Regions from separate parts of the Homo sapiens genome. Here region 2 is linked to region 1. A link is a contact called in ENCODE Hi-C data. All regions are on one chromosome and are shown on one strand. The core of a region is the stretch at or near the end of the contact, and the rest is flanking DNA. Distances in the headings are between cores, read along the strand shown.

Evidence for each region. Hi-C counts contacts between places; a loop is a spot of excess contacts on that map. Pooled maps may share reads with other maps.
Region 2: a loop to region 1 is called in a pooled map, with 10 times the contacts of the local background. The contact joins two enhancer-like sites. A Hi-C loop is called at or near these places in 2 of 37 single-sample maps with no recorded cell type and 4 of 50 pooled maps.

What each region holds. Positions count from the first base shown.
Region 1 is chr5:59,561,105-59,565,185 of GRCh38, reverse strand. The region is part of intron 1 of PDE4D (phosphodiesterase 4D); the gene reads left to right. LOC107986347 (a long non-coding RNA gene) reads left to right here. Exons shown (of 2, transcript XR_001742409.2): 1 at 1-4,081. Among named protein-coding and RNA genes, the nearest start is that of MIR582, 140 kb to the left of the region's middle. RefSeq lists an enhancer at 1,638-2,288. Within about 2 kb of position 2,070, at least 11 of the 41 ENCODE cell types and tissues checked have a DNase peak (open chromatin) inside an H3K27ac peak, as active enhancers do.
Region 2 is chr5:60,539,151-60,543,231 of GRCh38, reverse strand. The region is part of intron 3 of PART1 (prostate androgen-regulated transcript 1); the gene reads right to left. Among named protein-coding and RNA genes, the nearest start is that of PART1, 53 kb to the right of the region's middle. Within about 2 kb of position 1,796, at least 7 of the 41 ENCODE cell types and tissues checked have a DNase peak (open chromatin) inside an H3K27ac peak, as active enhancers do.

The sequences.
Region 1 (4,081 bases), core at 821-3,320:
TCTCCTTCTCTTTCCTTCTGCAGAGACCTAAGAGCCAAGCGGAGCCCATCTCCTTCCTACACATTCTTCCAGCCTCTTTAGGACCTGATTTCACAACCTCATGTGCCACACCCCAGCTGCACCCTCCTGGTGGAAAGTGTTTTGCAGCTTCTTAAAGATATCATTCTGCTTCATTCATCAACCTTTGTCCATGGTGTTCCTTCTGACTAGAATGTGTCCCCCAACCCCTTTGCCTGGTGAGACCCTCCTCTTCCTTTGAGACCCATCAGAAGGCTTGTCTCTTCTTGGAAGCTTCTCACCCCACTCCAGTGCTGCATCCCTAGTTTCTGTGCATCCCCTGCAACCTGTGCATCACTTTTTCAAACATCGCTCCTCAAGTAGCATTGTGCATGCTGTTTTCTTGCCTTTCTCACTCACACAAATGGGAGTTTCCTGGGGGCCCTTTGTCATCACCACCTGCCTGACTGGATACACTAACACTCAGCCTACCTGCCACCTACTTGGAACCTTACAGGTGTTTCTTTGATTAATTAATTAATTCATGTTTTCTCCTCTTCTGGTCAGTTCTTCCACTTTACCTGTGCTTGTTTGGATATGCAGAGCTCTAGCTGGCGAGAGTGTCCTTCTGGCTAGATTGTCTCACCAAAAAGAGAATGGGTTTTCCCCATCCGGGTGTCTCTTAATTTTTTCTTCCACTCGTGTTTGGACAAAATTATTTATTGACTGGAAGGACCACATGGCAACTCTTCATGGCTTTGAGGCCCCTTAATGAGTGTCCAAGGGAGATTCTCTCTCACTTCCAAGTTCATGGCAGACATTTACCTACCCAGTCAGCTTGAACTGAGCTCATAGAAGTTTTATTTCTGGCTTTTGCGGATCATTTTTTATGCTGTTCCTCTCACCTGAAGCTCCCTTTCTATCTCTCCCTAGTTGGATAATAGTACACATATTAAATGTGTACCTTGTACCAAGTATGCTGAGACCTGCTTATAACTAATTTTGCTTGATCTTCATGAATAGTGTTTTGAAATAGCATTTTTCTATCCCTGCAGATAGGAAAACTAGAAAACAAAGAATAAGTAACTTCCCCAAGCTCACATGACTTGTAAGTGGCAGAGCTGGGATTTGAACCCAAGCCCCTCTGAAGCTAAAGCCTGTAGAGTACATGCTCCCTTCCTCCACATCACACTGCCCCTGCTTGTTCACACTCAATGTGAGAATCCACTTCTCAAGTTTGTCTTGCTTATTCCAACCTGTTTTGCAATGAATCTCTTTCAACAGCTCTATAGTTCCTGGCACTCACTTGGCATCCATCATTTTCTATGTTGTCATGTTTGGTATCTTTTCATGTATGTAATGTGCATCTCTTCTTAGGAGTAAGACCAGAACTTTTCTGCTCTGCAGTTTTCTCCCTGTGAGGGATGGTGAAACTTGGTGGCTAAGAGCATGGTTTATACAGACAGACTTCTTAGGTTTATATTCTGGCTCTCCTCTGTACTTGCTGTATCAGCTAGGGCTGATGTCTTCACTTTTTTATGATTCCATTTCTACCTCTGTACAATAAGGCAAATATGAATACTTACCTCAGAGTGTTGTTGTGAAGATGGAATGAATTAATGGCCATAAAGCACTTACAGCTGTGTCTGGTACATAGTGACCACTCACTAATGGTCACTTATAATTCCTTCACAACCTGTAAGGGTCCTTTCCACCCAGGTGATGTCCCTATGTCTCAACTGAATGACTGGTTAGGGATATCTTTCCATGGGCTACTGTGGCTGCAGATAATTGCATTCTTATTTGAGAGTTATGTTAACTAGTGTGGGCTTTTATTTGCTTCTCTCTTTCTATCAATGAGTCCTGCTGCTTCAACCCTGGGTTAACTGAAATTTGAAACCTTTTTCTACTCAAATTCCTTTGATGCTGAAATTCCTCTGCGGTCACAGCTAAGCACTTTGTGTGGTAACCTTCTCTTCTGTCCTCAGGCCTGCTGAGATCATCTGCTCAGCAGCATGTCTGACACCTGTTGCCACCTCACCCAGCCACTTCCTTGGTGACCTGGCAATGCCCAGAGGGGCCCTGCCAGCTTGGAGCCCTGTGGCAATGCTGTTTGATTCAGCAAACTGATAGCCTTCTGACATCCTTTCTTCATTTTAGCAGCCAAATCACATGCACCTTAATATTTATCAATAGCTAAGCAACACCGGAAGGAAGTGAGACAGAGCCTCTGGGCTAGTCACTATCTCTGATTTTACAGAATGGTTAAGCCAGGTGTAAAATATCTCACAATAACATGCCCTGTTGTCCTGAGGATTCAATTCCACCGAGATATAATTACCATATGAGGAAGTGAGAAATAGGGTTTCTTTCTAATACACAGAAAATAGAAAATAAGATGCTTTTCTTGGCCACTGTTATCAGTTTCCTGTTAAGGTTCTGCTTTGTTTAAAACAGTCCTGTTTTGCTTAAAAACAAACTCTAAGGAATTTTTCTAAAACATGACTCAACCTAACTAGGTATATATACTGTACTTTAAAGTGAACATATTTGAAATAATTGTGAGTGACAAAGAGACGGAAAAACATAGATTTTGAAACTAGCATTATTCTAATGATTTTTATCCCAGTGGTTTATTTGGAAATGAATTTCCATTCACAACATCTTCATTTGTCTTCTAATTTTCATGCAATTTGAAAGGGTTAGTTTCCTTACCCACAGGATCATCCTGGTCAAATCTCAAAAGATTGGCTAGGGCATTCTGATTTTACAGGCAAATTTATATTTTGCCGTTTCAGGAAATAATTCCTTCATGGTTATCTTTTATAAAGAGCTTATTTGTATAATATATACACATAGTATATATCAAATAAAAGATCTGGTGTTATAAACATAAGAATAAGCAATTTCCCTTTTGTGATAGGAATATGAAATTCCTTCTGGTAGAGGACGTTTAAGAGCATGTCCAAAGAATGGCTAATCAATGAATTCTCTCATTTTGTAAGGAGACACTTAGATGCATTTCTGAAAAAAACAAAACAAAACAAAACAAAACAAAAAACACTTTGGGCTTTCTCTGTATTCTTCAAGCATTTCTAAACATTTATTGACATATGCAGTAGAGAAAAACTGGTATCAGGAGGAAGGCAGTAAGTAGCCAGCAGTCACAAGGTACAAAGAATAAAATGCATGCAAACATGTACAGTATTCACTTTCAGGAGTTAATCTACATTTTATTTAATTTTTTTTTTTTTTTTTGACAGCGTTTCACTCTTGTTGCCCAGGCTGGAGTGCAGTGGTGCGATCTCAGCTCACTGCAACATCTGCCTCCCGGGTTCAAGCAATTCTCCGGCCTCAGCCTCCCAAATAGCTGGGATTACAGGCATATGCCACCATGCCTGGCTAATTTTTTTGAATTTTTAGTAGAGACGGGTTTTTGCCATGTTGGTCAGGCTGGTCTCAAACTCCTGACCACAGGTGATCTGCCTGCCTCGGCTGCCCAAAGTGCTGGAATTACAGGCGTGAGCCACCATGCCTGGTCCCTTTTAAAATATTTTAACACTGAGACCATATTACTGATGTACTACTTCTTTCTAAAAGTAATTAGAATAAATGTACACCCTCTTCTTTAAACTTTGCATTTTTCAAATTTCCAAAAACAAAAACTAATTATAAGTAAATCCATAAGCAAAACGCTGTTAATTACCACTTCCAAAATCTGGAAGCGGTGACTTGCTTTACTAAGACAAGAAACTTTAGACAGGTGAATACTTTTAACAAGGAACACACTTAACTTTGTCTAATTGAGCAAATTACAAATCAGAGCTAGTAGCTTGTTAATTATAAGAATATCTCCATTACTTGAATACGTGTACTAGTCATGGTAGGCAAAATAATACTCCAATAACGGACGACCCCACTGTGGATCTGAGAACCCCGCAGGCCAGCAGTCTCCATGTGATTGCCAAAAGCAATGCCGCCATATAAACCACAGGTGTCTACCTTCACCATGACAGAAGAAAGGGTTAGAGATTCCAGAAGTCACAATTAAATGCTTCCACCCCGAAAAGTGGATCATATTTCA
Region 2 (4,081 bases), core at 547-3,046, 980 kb before region 1:
GCATGTGGAAGAGGAAGGACACTGGGAAGAGCCCTAACTGCTGACGGGAGAGCCTAGTCCAGCTCTGGTCCTTCACTGGTCACTGTGAGATCTTAGGCAAATCACTTGCTTTTCTGGGCCTTCATTTTCTCATCTGGAACTGAGGTAATCGAATTAGACCCTTCTTTAAGTCCTAAGATTCCAAAATCTCCAATGCAGGCACATATTAATATTGTACCAGGTAGCCTTTGTCCTACATTGAATTGTAGGTATAGTTTGTGCATATTTGTCTCCCATCCAAAAGTCTGCAGATTCACTAAGGAAGTCAGTTAAGGGCCAATCGGGGGATTTGAAGGATTCAGAGCTACAGGAGCTATTCTTTATTCCTGGGTAACTCTAAGCCAGAAGATGGAGAAGCTCACCTAAAAGCTCTGCCATCAGGTGTGTGGGTGGTGTTGTACTATGGTGTGGAGAGAGGAGAATGTCTCAGGAGACCAGGTAAGGGTTCCTATGATTGCAGAACCAACCAAAGAGCCTTGGAGGCACCAATGATGATGATTTTCTCTAGTTCTTCAAAAGCCAGGAACTGGGCCATATTGTTTTCTTTGAAAGAAAAGAAAAATAAGTGAAAATGCTTCACAGAATATTTTATAGCAACACACTTCTCTGGATTAATTAATAGTTTTAGAAGATGGAGGTAAAGAGCTCATCTGTATAAAGGTCTGAAGATGCACATATCATCTTGGAAAAAAAGAGGCTGTTATTCCATCATTTCCACATACACGGTTTTGTTACAAATATAATTGAAAATTCAAGTCTTTCAAAAATAGAATACATGGGTACTGGAGATTAGGTCACACATAATCAAATTCTAAATTTCTTTTCCAGCAAAGTCGTCCCTACTGAGGTCAGAGTACAAAGAAGAGGGGATGGTAGGCTAAACGCCAAATGAATGAAAAGGGAAGATTTTTCAGGCAGGGAGTCATTAGTCTTGTCACATGCTGCTGATATGAAAGGACTGACCACTGGATTGAGCAACATGAAGGCATGTGACCTCAATACAAGCTTTTTCTGTGGTTGGAATGAGATAAAAGAGAACAGGGAGAGAAGTGGAGTCACCAAGTGAGGACAACTCTTTGAAGGAGGTTTGTGGACCATTTGTTGTTATACAGAGGGAAATGCACAGGGGATTTTATGATGAGGGAACAGCTCTGTTTAAGAACTGGGTGTAATTGCTTTTGAGTCCACAGAGAGTCAAGGTTCTCTGTGATTTAATTATTCAGGAAAGAGGCTTCCTAGAAAGTTTACACTTTCTTCAAAGAAAGTCAGTTTCTCTCATTTGCATGTCTCTCATTTCTAAGTGACTTAATGAAAATTCCTTTCCCCACTAACTTGAGTTTTATATACCTTGTATGGAGTAGACATAAGAAGTGCTGGTTGGCCTGTTTTGGTGCAGGACAGGATCCCACAAAAAGAAATTTCAGCCTTGTAACCTTTCTTCCTTTGACTTTCTGTGATTAGTTTCCTTAGTGTCTGGTAACAGCTCTGGTTCCTTTGCTGTAGTGTGGTGAGCCTCATCTCTTCAAACAAATTGGTTCACAGGCTGGGGGATGGTGGGCGGGAGGGATGAAATCATTGTTTTGCTTCAATGTCGGTTCTCCCCTGAGAGGTCTTTCACAGCAAGGGAGTCTGTATTTTTAGAATTAGCATGTTCTGTTTCAATGTTGTGAACATTCATTTTAAACCTACTATATTTAGCAGAGGTTTAATTACCCAAATTGGGAAACTAGTTTTAAACCGTCACCTTCTACTTGGTTAATCAAAACAGTCCCTACCACCAGCAGGGGAGACTGGCAATTTCAGTCATACAGCCACACCTGGTGAGGGCAACTGACAAAAGCAATTCCATTGCCTGAGTTCAGCATCTTCAGCACCCATCCAGCCCTGTTGTAGCCCCTCTTTCTTTCAGTAAGACTTTCCTGCAATATACCCTCTGTGGACTAGGGCTGGGGGGATGTGTCTGCTCTGATGTCTGTGGGGAGTGTCTTTTCTTCCCACACAAAAATCGTGATTATATTTTCCAAAATAGCACTCAGGAAACAATCTCTCTGTGGCATTTACAGATATGTGAGATGTTGAGGAACTGCGGTCTGAATGATGAAATTTCTTGGATTTTTCAGCAATGTCATTTTTTCCTTCATTTACTCACTCACTTCTGGAAGGGCCAGTCTGAGAGCTGGGCTGAGGAGTCCAAGGCTGATGCAGTCATGGATGAGTCTGAGGCAGGGAGACCACTAGCAGGAGAATGGGCAGTGCCAACTGGCTTTAAAAATACTCAGATACAAATATGAATTTTGCACATCCATTTAGTCATTTGGCAAATATTTATTGATTGGTTGTGGGATAAGCCATAGAGCCTGACACTAGTTTAGTGAGAGAGATACACAGGAATAGGAAAAAAATTATCATAATAAATGCACAGCTACAGAGCGAGAGCTCTGAAGGATCATTTTATGAGTATGCGTAACAGGAACCTGATGTGATTGATCAGTGAAGCAAATTGGTGCTTGAACTGAGATCCACAGTGGTGCTTCCCAAATTTTATGTGCATATGAATATCTGGGGATCTTGTTAAATGCAGATTCCTGTGCTGCTTCTGGGGCTTGGGGAGGAGCCTAAAATTCTGCATCTCTAATAAGCTGCCATGTGATGCTGATGCTGCTGGTACCAAAGATTCTAAAGGACAAACATAACGGAAAGCAGGGGTTGGGGGAAATAAGTTTCACAGGGAGGGAACAGTTATACACAGCAAGAACATAGTCTGCATGGTGCTCTTCTGGTCCCTAACCACTGAAGCAAAGGTCAAGTAATTGTTCTACCTTCTTCCATGACTAATTGGCAGGATATATGTTCCCCTGATAGGACATTTCCCAACTTTAAGGCTGCTCTTTATGTTTACTTCAAAATTCCTTTTACCTCTTGTAAATATTGGGATTTCCATTTAAAAGGTCAGACAAAAGATATGTCTTCTACCCTTCTCCTTAGAATTTGCCAGAAAACAGGGACAGAAATATGAATTTCATATTTGATAAACCTTGAAGACTAACTCCCAAAAGATAATATTTGGAGAGGCTCTCAATGCAGTGAAGATCAAATATGGGTGCACAAAGGCTCCTGGAGGGAGTGCTTGGGAACACAGGTCTCAGATAAAGCTGGCAGGAAACTGTTTTCTTAAGTAGATGGCACTTTGAGGGCAAAACCAACCACCCCTTCTTCGGAATCACAGGAAAGGCAGGTACATGGAGGGTAGGGTTGGAGCATCCCTTTACCGCATTTGACCTCACAGGAAAGTGGAGCAAGCAGAACTGCAGAAAATGTGCAGAAATGCTGCAATCAGTCTGTGTCCTAGTGAGGCAGGGTGGAGGAGAGAGGCTGAATTGCCTCCTGCTCTGTAGCTGCCAATGCCTGTTGGCTGGAGAGAGGTAAAAATTCAAACAACCCGCACATATAGTCTTGTCATCATGAGTTTGTCCCTGAACCAGGGAGAATTCTTGCTAGCCTGGAACTGCTCATCCCCTTCTCAACAAGACCCTGGATCACTTCCAACATCAGGAAGAACACACTTCATTTAAAGATGAGTAACAAAAAGGCAACTAGCACAGGATCTATACAAATAACTTACAAGACAAAAGGAGGAAGAGGACAGGGGAACATAAAGAATCCTCACCAATAACAAGTTGCCATTAAGTAGAAAATTATGACAAAATAAATGTCTATGAACAATGAATTTAATGAAACAATGAAGAGGCTGGAAGCAGAGCAATTGAGAGATCAGGGGAAATACTAGCACCACCACAGGAGGAAATGAAACAAGAACTTCTGAAGGTCAGGAAGGAAGCAGAAGAGAAAAATAAAGCTACCATGGAAATGCAAGCATACTGTAATAAACACTAAGAAGAAACACTGCTGACATCACAGTGAGGAATAGGAGGGCAACATTAAGACACATAAACAAAAGATATAAGCAAAATAACCAGAAATGAACAAAGTTAGAGTGAACTAGAGAGAACATGAAAGATACAGAAAACAAAAGAATTGCAAC